2 separate regions of the Homo sapiens genome follow, and region 1 is linked to region 2. A link is a loop called in an ENCODE intact Hi-C map of the cell type or tissue named here. Cell type or tissue: psoas muscle. All regions are shown on one strand. Each heading gives the region's core, and the rest is flanking DNA. Links, peaks and the distances in the headings are about the cores only.

Region 1 (7,593 bases), core at 811-5,810, 120 kb before region 2:
TACCTTCATGCTGTCTTCCAATGTGGTGTCGTCATTCTAACCTGGTTCCTAGCTGCACAGTCCATGCCATTTTCTATGTGACATTTTTTGGAGACGTGCTCTCCCTCTCGCTCTCTCTCTCCCCCTCTCCCTCTCCCTCTCTCCCTCTTTCTCTTTCCCTCTTTCTCTCTCCCTCCCTCTCTTACCTCCTTGGAGGCACGGGAAAATTCAACTGCTTTCCCATGCCACTTTAGTGTCACAGGAAGCTCAGGGGACTGCTCCAGACACTTCTGCAGCTAAGATATGTGGATTTGGTGTGAGAGGAGTTCTAGGACTCTGGACCTTCTAGGGTACCATACAGCAAAGGGAGTCCCCTTGCTCTTGGACTTCTACCCTACCCCCGCCTTTGAGCCTAACTCCAGGAGGAGGGGACAATGCACACTGGCAAATTGGTATATAGTCCCACACAATGGTAGGATGAGGATTCAGGGGAGAATTCAAGATTTGTCTCTCATTCCAGATCCAGGGATCCTTGGATGGGCACCCCTCAAGGGCAGGCTCTGCCCTGTCCATTTACTACTGTATCCCAGGGGCTAGTACCTTCGTGGGGTTTCAAGGGCTCGGGATGAGAACCATGATGAGAACTACCTGGATGAGGAAAGGGAGTGTCCCAGGCTGTCCTCAGCCCAATGCCAGTGAGGGCTCTCTCCCCTGCAGAGTCATAGGGAGGGCCCTGGGCTCTGTAGGCACGTGAAATGGTGTTCCAAGGAGGAGTCTAACGTGGGCTGTGAATGTTACCCAAATGCGCTGGGCACGGAGGGCACTGTTCCCAGAAGAGACTATCTCAAGGTGCGTGAGGCAACGTGCTAGAACTCTGCTCTCAATCTGAACTCTGGAGAGTATAGATGGTCATCCATAGGCATCTAGTTCCGTAGCCAGGTCTGTGCTACCCTGAGGACTAAGGTGCAGCAGTAGCAGCCCTAGGCTCCCTGGGGTTCCAGAGGAGTGAAAGTGAATGGCAACACAGCCAGAATCTGATTCTGTTTTACTTCCCAGGAAGAAGTGAAGCCGCATGGAGCATGAGGGGGCAGCCAAGGGGCTGGGCATCACAGAAGCCCTGACATTTGCTGGGCTCCTACCCTGCATCACATACTATATCAAAAACTTTAGGAGCTGAGATATTCTCTCACAATGGAAGAGGTTAGTCTCAGTCCCGTTTGCCTGTGGACATCTTGCATCGTCCTCTGAACAATCTTTCCCTTCCTTCCTCTTCTTTCCAGTTCTCGTCCCACCGTCTTCCCTCTCTTCTTTTCTTTTTTTTTCTCCCCTCAAGCCCAAGACTTTCCTGTCATGCCAGGCAATGATTCAGCCACTTCAGTTCTGGGTGGATGGATAGGCAGGGCTTAGAGCAGGCAACCCTCATGCTGTCAAAGCCAAAAAGTAGAGGAATTATAAAAGCCTCCACCAGGGGTTGCCTAAGCTCTGGTGTTTTGCCCCCACTACTTTAAAGGCGATTCGTTTAAAACAAAACAAAACGAAAAACAACAACTTACTTTGTAAAGCATAAGCTTAAAATAAGAAAAACAGAAGTGCCTAATCAGATCTTTGGAAGTATTGCATTGCACTGTCACTGAGTGATGTATGACTGGCTGTCTTTCTGTTTGGACTGCATTCATCTGAATGGAGTGGGTACATTGGCTACCGCCTTTTCTCCTGGTTTTCGCTGTTTCTCTTTGATCTAGAAACGATTTATTCTTACTCCCCCAGATTTCTTTATAAAAAGCCACAGGGAAGGGAAACAATGATGGCCGTTTGGGAATAAAGGAGGGCTCTCACAGTTGAAGTTTTCTCCATCTGGGCTTGGGTAAGGAGAAGGGCTTCTGGTCCCTCAGGCCTGTCAGTCATATACCTGGGACCTGTCCCGTGGTCATATAGACCAGACCCTGCACACCTGCAGTCTCAGGTTCTGACAAGCAGATATCTTGCAAAGCGGAGCCCACAGCTGGAATTCAAGGCAAAGCCCATCCCCTCTTGCCAGCAAGGCAGGAGTGTCCCTTCTGAAGTAAAAGCCAGAGGACAAGATGGACTGGGAAACACTGCAAAGACATTGCTCCTCGGCCTTTGGTGACGTTCCTCCAAGGTCCCCTCTCACAGGTGTGTTATGAGACATACCTCAGGCATGAGTGGACGCATCAACAAAAGGAATAGCTAAACACAGCCTGAAATAGGATGCCTTCAAGGGGACAAACAGAAGTGTAGGAGGAAGGATCTTCAAAGACATGCCAAATTACCGTGACTCATTACCATGGCCCTCTTAAGATCAGTGCTCGCAAGAAGTCAGTAGTTTATGCCAAACAAGTATAGCAAGAAGAGCAACCTTGCTGGGTGGGTGAGGAAAATCAGTCCTCTTTTCTATGACATGAGACTAATTATTAAAAGAATTTCAATTTTGTCTTTACCAAGACATGAGTTCCTTATGTACTGCATGCTGTCTTCTGCTTTTTATTTGAAGAAATGTGGCATTTGGGAAGCAGCAGATGTCCCCCCTGTGGAATCAATGTGAAATGATATTTTTGTAACATCATTAAAAAGTCTATCAAAATGGGAAATTTCTCTAACACTTTCTAAGGGACCAATAAAAACACTCAGAGGAGGAAGGCTTATCAGCGGAGATTCTTGCTAAAGGGCAAGTGTATTCACATATGAAACATAGTTTTCAAAGTCCTCAGAGCCCACAGCTGGGATTTCTTTCCATCGAATCTTGGAGCCTAAGCATTGCAGTTAAATCCTGGGCAGGAGCAAAGCCTCGAGGCCCCCAGTCTTAACCCTTACTTTGTATCCCAATGCAGAAACCACCAGCTTGCCCCCAGCTGGCTGCCTGGTTCCCACCTTTCTGATTGATGGTGGCTAAGCAGTCACATGATAGGGCAGTCTAAAGAGTATAAACTCTGTTGGCACAATGTCTCACACCTGTAATCCCAGCAGGCGTGGGAGGGCAAGGCAGGAGGATCACCTGAGGTCAGGAGTTCAAGATCAGCCTGACCAACATAGTGAAACTCCGTCTCTACTAAACACAAAAAAATTAGCGTGGCATGGTGGTGGGCGCCTGTAATTCCAGCTACTTAGGAGGCTGAGGCAGGAGAATCGCTTGAACCCGGGAGGCAGAGGTTGCAGTGAACCGAGATTGCACCACTGAACTCCAGCCTGGGCAACAACAGCGAAACTCTGTCTCAAAGAAAAGAAAAAAAAAAAAAGTATGAACTCTGGAATCAGACAGGCCTGATTTCAACCCTAGCTCCTCTGTGACCCTGAGCCACTGCTAAACTTCCCTGGGCCCCATCAGGAAATGTGAATCCCACAAACAGCCAGCAGAGGGACCCACTCCCAGCCTCCAGAAAGTACTCAATCAACTGGGCCTTTGTGAAGCAGGTTCTGCCTGCCTGGCCAGAGACTAGCTTGTGGAGTTCCAGATCCTAGCCTTCTTAGCCTGCTTCAGCTCCAGCCCAGATGAGGCAAAGCTGTAGCAATTGCTGGCTCTCCTGAGCCCCACATGGCTTGTATCATGGCTAGTGAACTTCAGAGAGATGCATAAGGGCCAGTGAAATATTTTCAGTTCTGAAGCCACAGCCTGTGCCATGTGGGGGTTTTCACCCTGCACTGAGGTGATGCATCTGGCTAGGCTCCAGGGCTTTGTGAGCATTTTCCTGAGGGCCCCATCTATGGCTACCATCATGCAGTGTAACTTGTTTTCAACATCAACAACGAGCTGCTCAAAGAATAAGTTCTCTTTTGAGACCAGCCTGGCCAACATGGTGAAACCCTGTCTCTACTAAAAATACAAAAATTAGCCAGGCATGGTGGTGCAAGCTTGTAATCCCAGCTACTCAGGAGGCTGAGAAGGAAGAATCGCTTGAACCTGGGAGGCAGAGGTTGCAGTGAGCCGAGATCATGCCACTGCACTCCAGTCTGGGTTACCGCGTGAGACCCTGTCTCAAAGAAAATAAAATAAAAATAAAAAAAGATTAAGTTCTCACAACAGCAGGCTGGAGGGAGGATGACATTAGCACTCTTCATACCACTGTCAGTCCACAGTGGGGTCCAAAGTCAAACAAAAGACCCCAACACCAGGATTGTTTTGGTATTCTTTTCCGATAACATCTTTGCGGATCAAATTCATCCCAGACTTTTCAACTCATTGAATCCTCACTGCTGCCCGAGGGACTGTGCACTACTTTTCTCTCCAGAGTAGCAATGCACAAACTGAGGCTTGGAGAGGGTCATTGCTGGCCCAAGGTCTCATAGCCCCTGGCTTCTTAATCACTATGCAACACTGCCACGGGCCAGGGCTCTGGGCTGGGCTGCTAGGCCCTGTGCTTTAAGGGTAACCATGATCTGCTCTCATAGGCAACCAGGGCACATGGAAGGTCACAAGGCTGAGAGCAGGGGTGGATAGGCAAGAGAGTTTCCAGAACATAGGCTGTCAGAAAACCCCAATTTTACATGGGGGAAAAGTACATTTTACAATTCAGGATCCAGATTAGTTCTAAGTTATTACTGTTAGCTACCAAGTCTGAGTGAGTAAGCCCTGAGCACCACTGTCTAAAGAAATTTATGGCCCTACAATGCTGAGATGTGGGTTCTACCATCCTCATGTTACGTGATGAGAAAGTGGACGTAAGCTGTCTAAGGTCACACAGCTAGTAAGTGACAAAGGCAGGACTCAAACCCAGTTTCAGCTAGTGAAAAGCCACCTCACTTATCCCCTGTGCTCTACACAGATTTGGTGAAGAAGGAAACGACAGAACGCGTGACCACAATAAGCACCATGAAGAGACCCTGGGCCATGCACTTGCTATAAGCCAGATCCTGTGCTAACTATTTCAGTTTTGTGGCCAAGTGGTGTCACCTAGCCATCTTGCCTCCTTAATGTTCACCCAAGTCAGGTGCTAGTCATGATAAGGTCTGCATTCGGACTCCTGTCAGGGAGAAAAACGGAGACCACAAAAACAAAAGCAAGACTTCCCTTGAAAAGCTGCTTTCAGGCATCTTTCCATCCTGCCAAAAATTAACCACAAACTTCCTAGGGACAAAGAGAGCTGCCAGCAGAGTAATGTTGAGAAGGCTGCCGCACAGCATCCTGTGACTTCATCTCCTGCAATTAATTGTGTCTCCCACTCGGCACCTGTGAGGAACATGCTATGATAGTAGCAACTGGGTGTCATGACCACATTTCAAAATTGGACTCTTAAAGCAAGTGACACCCCAGAATTTTGTGGGTGGACCCAGGCTCTGTGTGATTGCACTGGGAGGCCACACAGAGTGCAGGATTTCCCGACAGAAGACTTTGCGGGCAGATTTCAGTTATCTGAAATGACTGGTGTACACACATGCTTGCCAAGGGCTCTTCCTATTTTTTTAGCCCTATGTTCAGCCAATTTCCTCCAAGGAAAACCGTGGATGGAACTAAATGAGATTTCACCCACTTGGTGCAATTTGGTCAGAGGGTGGAATATCCAGCCATCCAGGTTGACCCGGGGCAGGGCCTCAGTCTCACCTGTCCTGGGAAGGGCGTCCTCATGAGGTCAAGGCTGGAGAAAAAGCACATATCCAGGAACTCTAGCCCTCTGCAAGGCCTCAACAAATGGTGGCTCTTACTGGTGTTAGTATCACATATGCACAGATAATTTTCAGAATCCAGAAAGGGGATGAAGTGTACAGATCAGTAAGTAGCACCTCTCAGAGTCTAGCCAACACATTGACATTTAAGCAGTGAGATGTATGAATATTAATACAAAATATGATAAATGAAGAAAATTCAGTATTTTATAAACAGTTTCGTATCATCCATTTTAGGTTTTACTAGCAAGAGAATTTAGAGCAGGCTTATGAAAAAGCCTTGCCAGAGCTTTATGGATTAGGGTTTTGTGAATAACAGATCATGGGTATGTATTGCCCTAGGCATCAATTTCCACACAGATCAAAAAAGAGGCTTCCCGCCTTACAGATTCCTGGTACTGAAATAGCCTTCAATTTTCAAACCTGTCAGTTTACCCAAGTCAGAACTCTCACTGCCTCCCTATTGGCCTGGAGCCACTACACATATTTGGTTATAACCCATGGATGGAATCTAAGTCCCCAAACAGGCCATATCCTGTAGGACCTTCAGGACTGGAAACCTATGGTCTCACGGCTCTTCTTCCTTCTCCCCAAGCTGGAGGCTTTTCACTATCTGCCCATTTCCCATCTACAGGCTTTGAGGCTCAGGCCAGCATCCCCACACGCTTATTCAAAGGTCATTCCTGGGAAAACAGAAATGTATCTTCACCACTATTAGTAATACTGTGCTTTATAGTTTACAGATCGCTCCCACAGGAATCTCATCTCCCAGGAGACAGACTGAGAAGTTTCATTACTCCTGCAGGTAGGTGGTTAATATTGTACCCATCTTCTGGATGAGGTAATTATAACTCAGAGAGGTATAGTGACTTTCTCAGAGTCACACATCCATTGAGTGATGGAGCCAGGGGTCAATTCCAGGTTTATAACTACAAAGTCTGTGCTTCCTGCCCTGCTTCCCCTGTGGAGGACAGCAGCCTGACTATCTTTATCTGGGTAGCTTTCTCTTTCTCTCTCTCTCTCTCTCTCACACACACACACACACACACACACACACACACACACACACACCCCTTTCCTTTATAGGACGAAATCTCATAGTTTACCAAAATCTCTAAAGCTCCCTTGCCAGCAATCCCTCAGTGGACTTGAACTGATGGTGCCAGGTTTGGGTCATGGGGTAGCATAAAAGCAGGCACCTCCATCAAAGCAGAGCCCCTCTTCCATTTACTCTCTTTCCATCATGAGGATGATTTTATCTCATCTGTCAGAGTGACCACTTCCTTTCATGGAGATGGTAGGAGGCAAGTTGCTAAAGAACCTGACAAAGACTTAGAGAAGCCTAGAAACTCAGTCCCAGGGACCATCCCTCCTCTACCTCCACACAGACTCACACACACACCTATACTCACACACACTCCCAACAAATTGGGAGCCTACATCTCCCAGGCAGTTTCCACAGCAGAGCTGTGCTGAGAGCCCATGTCTCCCAACTCCCAGGACAGGCTCAGACACAGGAGCCAAATTCTTCTTGCAGCCACATAAAGGCTGTGGTGATAAAAGAGAGATGTTTGGCGAGACACAGCATGAAGCAAATATATCCTTTAACCAAGTTCTGGCCTTACCCTTTGCAGAAAGATATGGAAACAAATAATCATTTGACTACAAGAATTGGCCCTGTGGGTTCTAAAGTGGGAAGTGGTGGGAGGAAGCCAAGAACAGGGAAGTGTAACAGTGACACTTGGACCCCTCTTCCCCGCTCATAGGTAAAGTACTCTGCCGATTCTGTTTTACCCATGTATCCGTCAAACAGGGGGTGATATCTGAGTCCTCCACCATTTTCTTAAGTGGGCTTGTAAGTGTCCAAACAGCAGGTGCCTACAGGGCAGGAGACAGCTAGGGACAGGCAGAAGTGTTGAAGCTTGTCCTTGGAGTCTATCCCACTTGGCCCCTAATACATGCCATGTCAAGCTCTAGTTCTCCTTCCCATTCCAAAAA
Region 2 (7,593 bases), core at 1,129-6,128:
TCAGGCATTCAAGGAAGGACTTGTTTGTGGGTCCGGTACATCTGTTTCGGCATGTCTTAACCTGCATAACTAAAAAGCAATTATGAAAAGAAGTTCATGATCAACCAGTTCAGTGCCAGATGGAAATAGGTAGAGTGGGTCAGCTGGCAGCCCTGTACATCTGAGTGTTGACACTTGTGAATCATTCTCTGTCACTATAGTTTCCAGAGCCTTGCCAACGCAGCAGTGGGTTCAGACTTACCAAGATCCAAAAGGCTGGAAAGGGGATCTGGAGCCATGACCCATGCCTTGGGACCCACCAAACCATGACAGTGACTATTTCTATGACAAAGACATGCTCTTCAAAGTAAATATAGCCATATTCTGCCTTAGTGCCATGTTCTCTCCCATCTCTCCAAAGCAATGGCTGCACTCTGAAGGTGGGAAGAGTGTGAGAAGAAAGAGAACCAGGCCACAGACCACCAGGAAAGCAGTGATTGAAAGCAGCAGCTCTAGATTTATCTTATAGGCTCTGGAGAGTTATTCAGTTATTTACTCCACAAATATTTATTGAGCCAGGTACTATTCCAAGTATGCAGGCTACGATACTGACACAGTCACGGCCTTGACCCCATGGAGCTTAAAGTTTAGTGGGGGAGGCAGGTATTAATCAAATAAGCATCCAGACAGACACAAGGGTACAAATATGCACTATGATGGAGGAGTAGTAAATACTACAGGAACTGTAGAAACAGGGAGCAGTAAATCTGGTCAGGGAAGTCAGGAATGCTTCCCTTAGCAAGTGCCAAGTGAGGATAAATAGGAGTTCACTAGGTCTGGAGGAGAGGAAAAGAGAGGGAAACATTCCTGGTAAAGAGAACAGTGTGTGACAAGGTCCTGGGGTAGGAGGGAGATGTTGAATTGGTTCAAAAATAGAGGCAGGGAGCAAAGCAGTAGCATCAAGGTTTGAGTCCCCAGCATAAGGTAACTTCCTGTGTACACCCCTCAGTTTTCTTTCTCCTATAGAGAAGGCCTTCCTCAGCATGGAAGGAGACTAAAGCACACTGTCAAAAACTAGGAGTGCTCAGGAGAGGTGAAACACTACCAGCTAAAAAAACAAATCTGATTTACCAATAATACCTGGCCAATGTCCTCTTGAAATATCTGTAAAATTAAGGAACTCACTACCTCTGGCAACAATGAATCAGGAAAATGGCACAGTATAAAAGACCTTTAAACTTTTCAGGTAGAAATACATTTTAATGCAGGTAGAATTAAGAGATTGATGAATATGTTGAGAATTACTATAAATCTGCTTAGATACCAGGTATTTCACTGTAATTTCATATACTAATTTTTTTGGGGGGAAAAGGGCTAAAGGAAAAAACGGTTAAAGGTAGTATCAGTGCAGCACTATTTTGCTTTGGCAACTCCGTTAGCCTGTTTGATCACTTAAGGCAGTTTCTTGAGGCTTCTGAATTCTCTGTCACCTTGCAAACAAGTCACTGTAGCTTTCTATTTGTAAGGCACTTTGTAATCAATCCTTAATTGGCCTCCCTACCCCACTGAGAGATTATACTCATTCTACAGATAAAACAATAGATAAGTGAGTTGCCCAAGGGCACAAAACAATTCAGTTTTTACTTAACTTTCTTATCACCATCTCCAAATAGAAGACATACAGGGCTTGTCCAGCCACAGCACCAACCCTACTACCCTGCAGACCAATCTTAACCCCCTGATGCAGCAGAGGAAGGGACTGCAGTTAGTTCTGTTACCTCCTCTATGCCTTCGAAGCCAACAATGATAATGTCTGCACCGTGTTAGAGACACTGGCACTCCTAACCAGAACATGAACTCAAAGTGGAATAAGAGCACATACAAAGTCACAATGACTCACAAGTTAAAATGTCACCATCCCTAGGGAGACTGCACCCTCAACATACAAATACTCCCCTAAAACTTCCTTTCATCCTCAACAAGCAGCCAAGGCATAGGTCCCCAGAGTTGGCCCCCGCAGTACAGCACTGCACAGTACTGTAAGGCATCTTAAGTGTACAAGCCCTTCTTCACCCCATGCTGAGACCGCCAGCATCTAAAGCACCTAACATAGGTTACAGCACACAAATATTTACTGAGCACGTCTTCCCAACTGGCAAATAAGGGAAACGGATACTCCTTTCGGAGAGTAGTGCATTTAAGAGATCAGTTAGGCCAACTCCTCATTTTACAGAAGGGCCAAAGAAGGGCAGAGAATCACCCAGTTACATATGGCCTCGTCTCCAATCCAAGTCTTTGGGCTCAGTTTAGTTCCACAAACATTTTATATGTGCCTACTATGTGCCAGATACGGTGGGTGGGAGGCGCTGGGGACACTGAGATGAGCAGGAGATGGTCTCAGCTTCAGGGAGCTCACAGCCTGGGGTAAAGAACAGTTACAAAACAGTCGGGCAAGTGCAAGGACAGGCGCTTGAGTGCTTAGCCAGTGTTTTCTCCACACTGTCCACTGGGTGTTCCCCATCTGGAAAAGAAGGACAGCAATATCTACTTCCTGCAAATAAACTTGTAGTGAAGACTGATGAGAAAATGAGTATGGAAAATGATCAGGCTCACCCAGAAATGCATTATATAAGGTATTGCCATACCCCGACACTGACTCCAAGGATTCAACAGTGTTTCAGGTATCCGTTCAACAAAGAAGCAAACAAGAGAGGGATGGGCATAAACCCAAGGAAAACCCCAAGGACTGCGAGGAACTGGAGGAAACAGCTGGGGTGGGGGTAGGGGTGTTGGGTCGAGTGAGACGGCCCTGACGCGGAGAATGGAGGGCCCGCAGCGGCGCAGAAGAGGATGGAACCGAGACGAAGAAGTTGGGACACCAATGAGGGACAGCAAGCAGAAAAGAATGGGGTTCCCTTGGGGCAGGACGGGGCTCGCGGCCGGGCCCTTCCGGCCGTGGCCGGGCAGGGGCTGAAAGCACCGGGCACGGGAGGAGGAAGCGGGCGGGCGCCGAGGCCGACTGTTTTGCCTGGGGACCGCTTGCACCCGCAGGGAGGCTCGGGCAGGCGCCCGGGTCCTCGGGCTGCAGCATCTCGCCCGCCGTGCCTCCCCGGAGCCGAACACCAGCCCGCGCCCGAGCCCGCAGCGCGGACTCCCGGGGGCGCCAACGACGCCGCCTCACCTCGGGTTGAAGTCCTGGAAGAGGCCCCTCAGGTTCATGGCGGAGAACTTCACCGCGGCGTCCTCCTCCTCCTCCCCCGCACCCCGTGCTGCACAGCCTGCGCCTTACAGCGGGTTCATGGCGCCAGCGCCAGCCGCGTCCACGCTGCTGCTCCCGCTACTGCTGCCGTCCCCGCTGCCGTCGCCGTCGCCGTCGCCGCCGCCGCCGCCGCCGCCGCCGCCGCCGCCGCCGCCGCCGCCCGGAGAAACCTGAGCCACCGCCCCCTGCCCCTCCTTCCGGGCTTCCGTACGAGGGCCGCGCATGCGTCCGGAGCCCCGCCCAGAGCGCTCCTCGCTGGGAGGTCCCCATCCTTGTGTCCGCACGCGACCGGCGGAGGAGATGGCAGGGGGATGGAGGCTGGGAGTGAGCAGGGCCCCGAGGAAGGGGATGCTGACGGGCTGAAGGCCTGCAGGGAGGGAGCGCGCCGCCCGGGAGTCTGGCGGGCAGATCTTGGCAGACACCTGTCACCTTGGCCCGCGCTACCTTCTGGAGATTTTCCCCAGTGACGACTGAGCCCTGGGAGTAGTGACAATGAGTGAGACGTTGCATTTTTGGCGATGTCATCCCAGGCTTCACCTGTCACATCTGTCAACGACTCCAAAGTTTGGGTCCCAACTTCCCTTCCAATTCCCAAGCCAGCGTGTCCAGATATGCTGGCTATTCCCTACTCAAGTTACCTAGCACCAAAGTCACTTCCCGTGCCAACCGCCTTCCCCTCCTGGGTTCCCTTTTTCCCTTAGCAGCAGGCCTATTCGTACGCAGGGGGGTATTCAAGCAGGAGACGTGGAAATCATCCTCATTTTTCTAACCCAGTTCAGAGCCTCCTTGGATCCTGTCTAAACTTTGTGGTCACTTCACACCTGACCTCTGCCTCCACTCCAGGCTGCCCTACTTACAAGTACCAGGTTCATCTTCCTTGGGCAAGTCAACATCTTTGAGTCTCAGTTTTTCTCCTCCGCAGAATGGAAATGATAAAAACCTCTTTTCTAAGCGTGTTAGGAAGATTCAGTGAGATCGTGTGCATAACACACTGCCTGGTACATGCTAGGTGTACAAAGAATGCTGTTGCTATCTGGTACTCTTTCAGGTGTCAACCTCCTCAAGGATTTTGTTTGCTTTTGGAATCCAAGAGCAGGACAAGCTCATAGCAGGTGACCTAGTTTACCATCTTCACTTTGGGCAGATTTAAGTTTTCATGAGCACAACAATGCCTTAAACATTAGTCTACTATCATTATGGATAATAGTCATCCTTTGTTGCAATAGCAGAGTTTCACAAATGACAATTTTATACTGTTTAGCCCCAAGGGCAGCTTGAGAGAATCACAATTGCGATAGTCATACTTAGTCTTGATGTATCACCTTTCTTCTGAGAACGTAAAAACATATCATAAGTGGTAATTAAGCTTCCCAACACCCACTGGGAAATGGATATTATTATATGAGCTGATTTTAAGGTTGAGTAATCCAAATCAAGTTTTCATCTGCTGAAGCACCAGGACCCTGTCCCAGACTTTTTCACCCATCTTCCTTTCCCATCCTCTGGGTAAAGTCCAATGTGTAGCCCAGAGGAGGTTCTCAATGAACACTCAAATACAGACGAGGAATTAAGGCGCAGAGAAGCTTGTATAACAGGCCCTGAGCGAGCCAGCAAGTAAGGGTGAAGGAGCACAGATGAAACTCAGGGTCTAGCTGAACCTGCAGCCCATACTGTTAGAAAGAGGTGCTTGCCAGTGGTCAGATTGGACAGCACCATCTTCATTACCAGTGACCGTGCCCCAAGCAGGCATGAGAAGATGGTCTGCCAGTTCAGACACTTGAATAACAGGCATCACTGCCCTTTCAAGAGCTTCATAGATAGAGACCAGGCAGGCTCCTCAGAGTCCAGAATCTTGAGGGCAGACGCTACTTTAATGAGATCCCAGGGAGTCTGGGAGCTGAACCACTGCTCTGCAGGCCCACAAGTTCAATTTTAGCAGTTCTTCCAGAGTTGACCAGGCCCTGGAAGCTATCTAGCAAAGGCAACAGGACACTGATGCACAAATTACTTGTCAGTGTGTTCTTTTGCTCTGACAAGGTAAATTGCCAAGAGGAACATATGAACCTGTCTGTGAGGAAATACAGGAAGAACTGGACTTTCCCAAGGCTTCACATCCCCAGTCTTCAAGAGGTGGATTACCTGGACTGATTCTGGAAGCCCAACCCTTTATGCTACTGGTGCTCTCATGGGGAAAAAAAAGCCAGAAACCAGATGGCCATCTGGTCCTCTCTCCAGCAAGTGCAAAAGACCCTACTGACAACCTGCTGCTCACTTCAGAGCCCTCACTCAGTGTCCCACCCTAGATGGAGGTCCAAAGCCTCAATGACCTGTGTAGACAGACCCACAAGTGATCCTGACATTAAAGAAAGACCCTGGGTCATATGCAGGCACCAGGAGTGCTGGGAAGCTTAATTACCACTTATTAAATGTTTCTACATTCTCAGAAGAAAGGTGATACATCAAGGCTAAGTATGACTAGTGGAGAAGATGACACCCACATCTTCTCCACTAGCAGAGTTTGACTTTATCTTTTCCTTGACTTGCCAAAAAATTCCAGGGCTATCTTGCTAGGGGCTCCCAACATTCTTCACTCAAAGGAAAGAAATGGCTCTGGATTGAAAAAGTATGACCCCCAAATAAGCCAGACAGCATATTCTTGGTGACTTTGGGGTGGGCTTAGGTTACAGTGTTCCAGAAGAATCAGTGTATATCTGACCATGGTTTTAAGGACTAACTTGGATTTGTACCACCCTTCTGATAAGCTGGTGGCTTGTCCAATTCAATATTCACATTGGCTTCAATGTGGTGATATAGGATGCCTCTCCTCTGAAGAGCAAGGCACTGGTGAAGAGAATCCTGGTGAATTTAGACACTTGGACTGGGGAGACCTGGCATAGGGGAAGAAAATGGCCGTGGAACCGCCCTCCACACACCACCAAGGCTCCTTCCCTGGCTGCAGCAGTAGAATGGAGAGAGTGTGGAATTAGTAGATTTGAACTCAACACCAGTTTCACCCTTGCTCCAGTGGAGGGAGGGCCAGCTGGGATCCAGTCCCGTGCAAGGCCTATGGGACTATAAAGAGCTTCTCGGAGGTCAGATTGACAAGTTCTTTAGCCAGGAAACATGGAGGTGCCAGCCTGCAAGGCTTTCTTAGCCTGGAATTCCTCACCCTAGGTTCCCTAAAGTCCACACTTTGAATGCCACCAATTAGAGAATTGCTGAAGATGCTGGGAATTAGTCCACCTGCAGAATGCAATCTCCTGCTTCCTGACAGAACCCTTTGTTTCAGGCAACTTTAGCCTAACTTGGATACACATCTGAGATCTCCCTGGGAGGTGGGTGGGTCTGGAGTCTAGACAGGGATTTGATTAAATACGGGGCTAGATTTAGGGGCTTGGAGAACTGGAGGAGGAGATTGCAGGGAGGCAACTGAAGGGACCACAGAGGTAGTAGCTGTAGTTCTGCTTGGACTTGCAGCAACCCCTATGGCCTTCCAGAGCCCAGAAGGAGCCACCTCCTCAGGGAGTCTTCCCTCAGGTAGGCAAATTACAGTTACTGAGAGAGAAGAGGGAGGGAGGACAGTCCCAAGGCCCCAGTGGACCTCCTGTCACCCAGGGTAGCCCTGGGAGTGGGTGGTTTATCATCCCTCATGGAGCAAGCTTTCTGCTAAAGGAAGCAGGGGCCATTTCCTGTTGGAAGGCAGAATGGGGAGCCTTTGCCTGGGCCAGCAAACCACCACGGTATCCCTGTGCTTCTCCTCTGGACCTCTCCTGATGCCAGGGTTTCCAGGAAGCCTTCCCGGCTGTGCCACACTCCTCCAGTGTGCTGTGTATGCAAAGCCCAGGTCAAGTGTGTGTGGCCAAGCACACGGGGCAGACAAAAAGGCCCATGCTTGCCAAAGGTCACCAACCAGCTGCCCACATGATTCCTTTTTCTCCTTGTTCCCAACCTGCTCTCATTCCTGAATCTCCACTCAATGCTTGTCTTTCTCCCTTTCTGTTTCCACACTGTATTTCTGACACATTCCTCTGGGGCCCTCTGCCCTAACTAATCAAATGTGCTCTTCCTCATCTTGCCTTCCCCTAATGGATCCTTTCATCTTGGGTAGCCTGTAACCTTCACTCCTTTAGTTGCATTCATCTGACATATGTCTTCCAGAGTGTCTGCTTTGTGCCGGGCACTGTGGAAGGCACTGGGAACACACAGATATGAATAATGAAAACACAGCATTGTGCACGATAAGCATTGGGGATGAGGGAACCGCTGAGCTGAAAAAATAACATTGTAAGGTAGGAAGAGAGGAAATGAGGTTCCAGGCAGAGTAAACAACAGTTGTAAAAACACAGAAGTCAGTG

Evidence for each region. Hi-C counts contacts between places; a loop is a spot of excess contacts. Peaks named below come from ENCODE experiments on the same cell type or tissue, not always from the same donor. Only the 100,000 strongest peaks of a DNase experiment are listed, where the experiment ranks them.
Region 1: it touches region 2 in a loop (4-fold over the local background); 18 of 110 quality-filtered maps call a loop at or near these places.

The regions. Positions count from the first base shown.
Region 1 is chrX:149,509,096-149,516,688 of GRCh38, forward strand. No RefSeq gene overlaps it. Among named protein-coding and RNA genes, the nearest start is that of IDS, 7.6 kb to the left of the region's middle. RefSeq lists enhancers at 1,338-2,537, 3,223-3,517. In psoas muscle, for the core only: a CTCF peak has its summit at 3,367 (motif pointing right); no DNase peak of the experiment used is centred there.
Region 2 is chrX:149,628,383-149,635,975 of GRCh38, forward strand. TMEM185A (transmembrane protein 185A) reads right to left here and starts at 3,410. Exons shown (of 7, transcript NM_032508.4): 1 at 3,161-3,410. The coding sequence starts at 3,198. RefSeq lists silencers at 2,903-2,952, 2,963-3,372. In psoas muscle, for the core only: no CTCF peak of the experiment used is centred there; DNase peaks (open chromatin) are centred at 3,089 and 3,469; H3K4me3 peaks cover 2,152 bases; H3K27ac peaks cover 1,504 bases.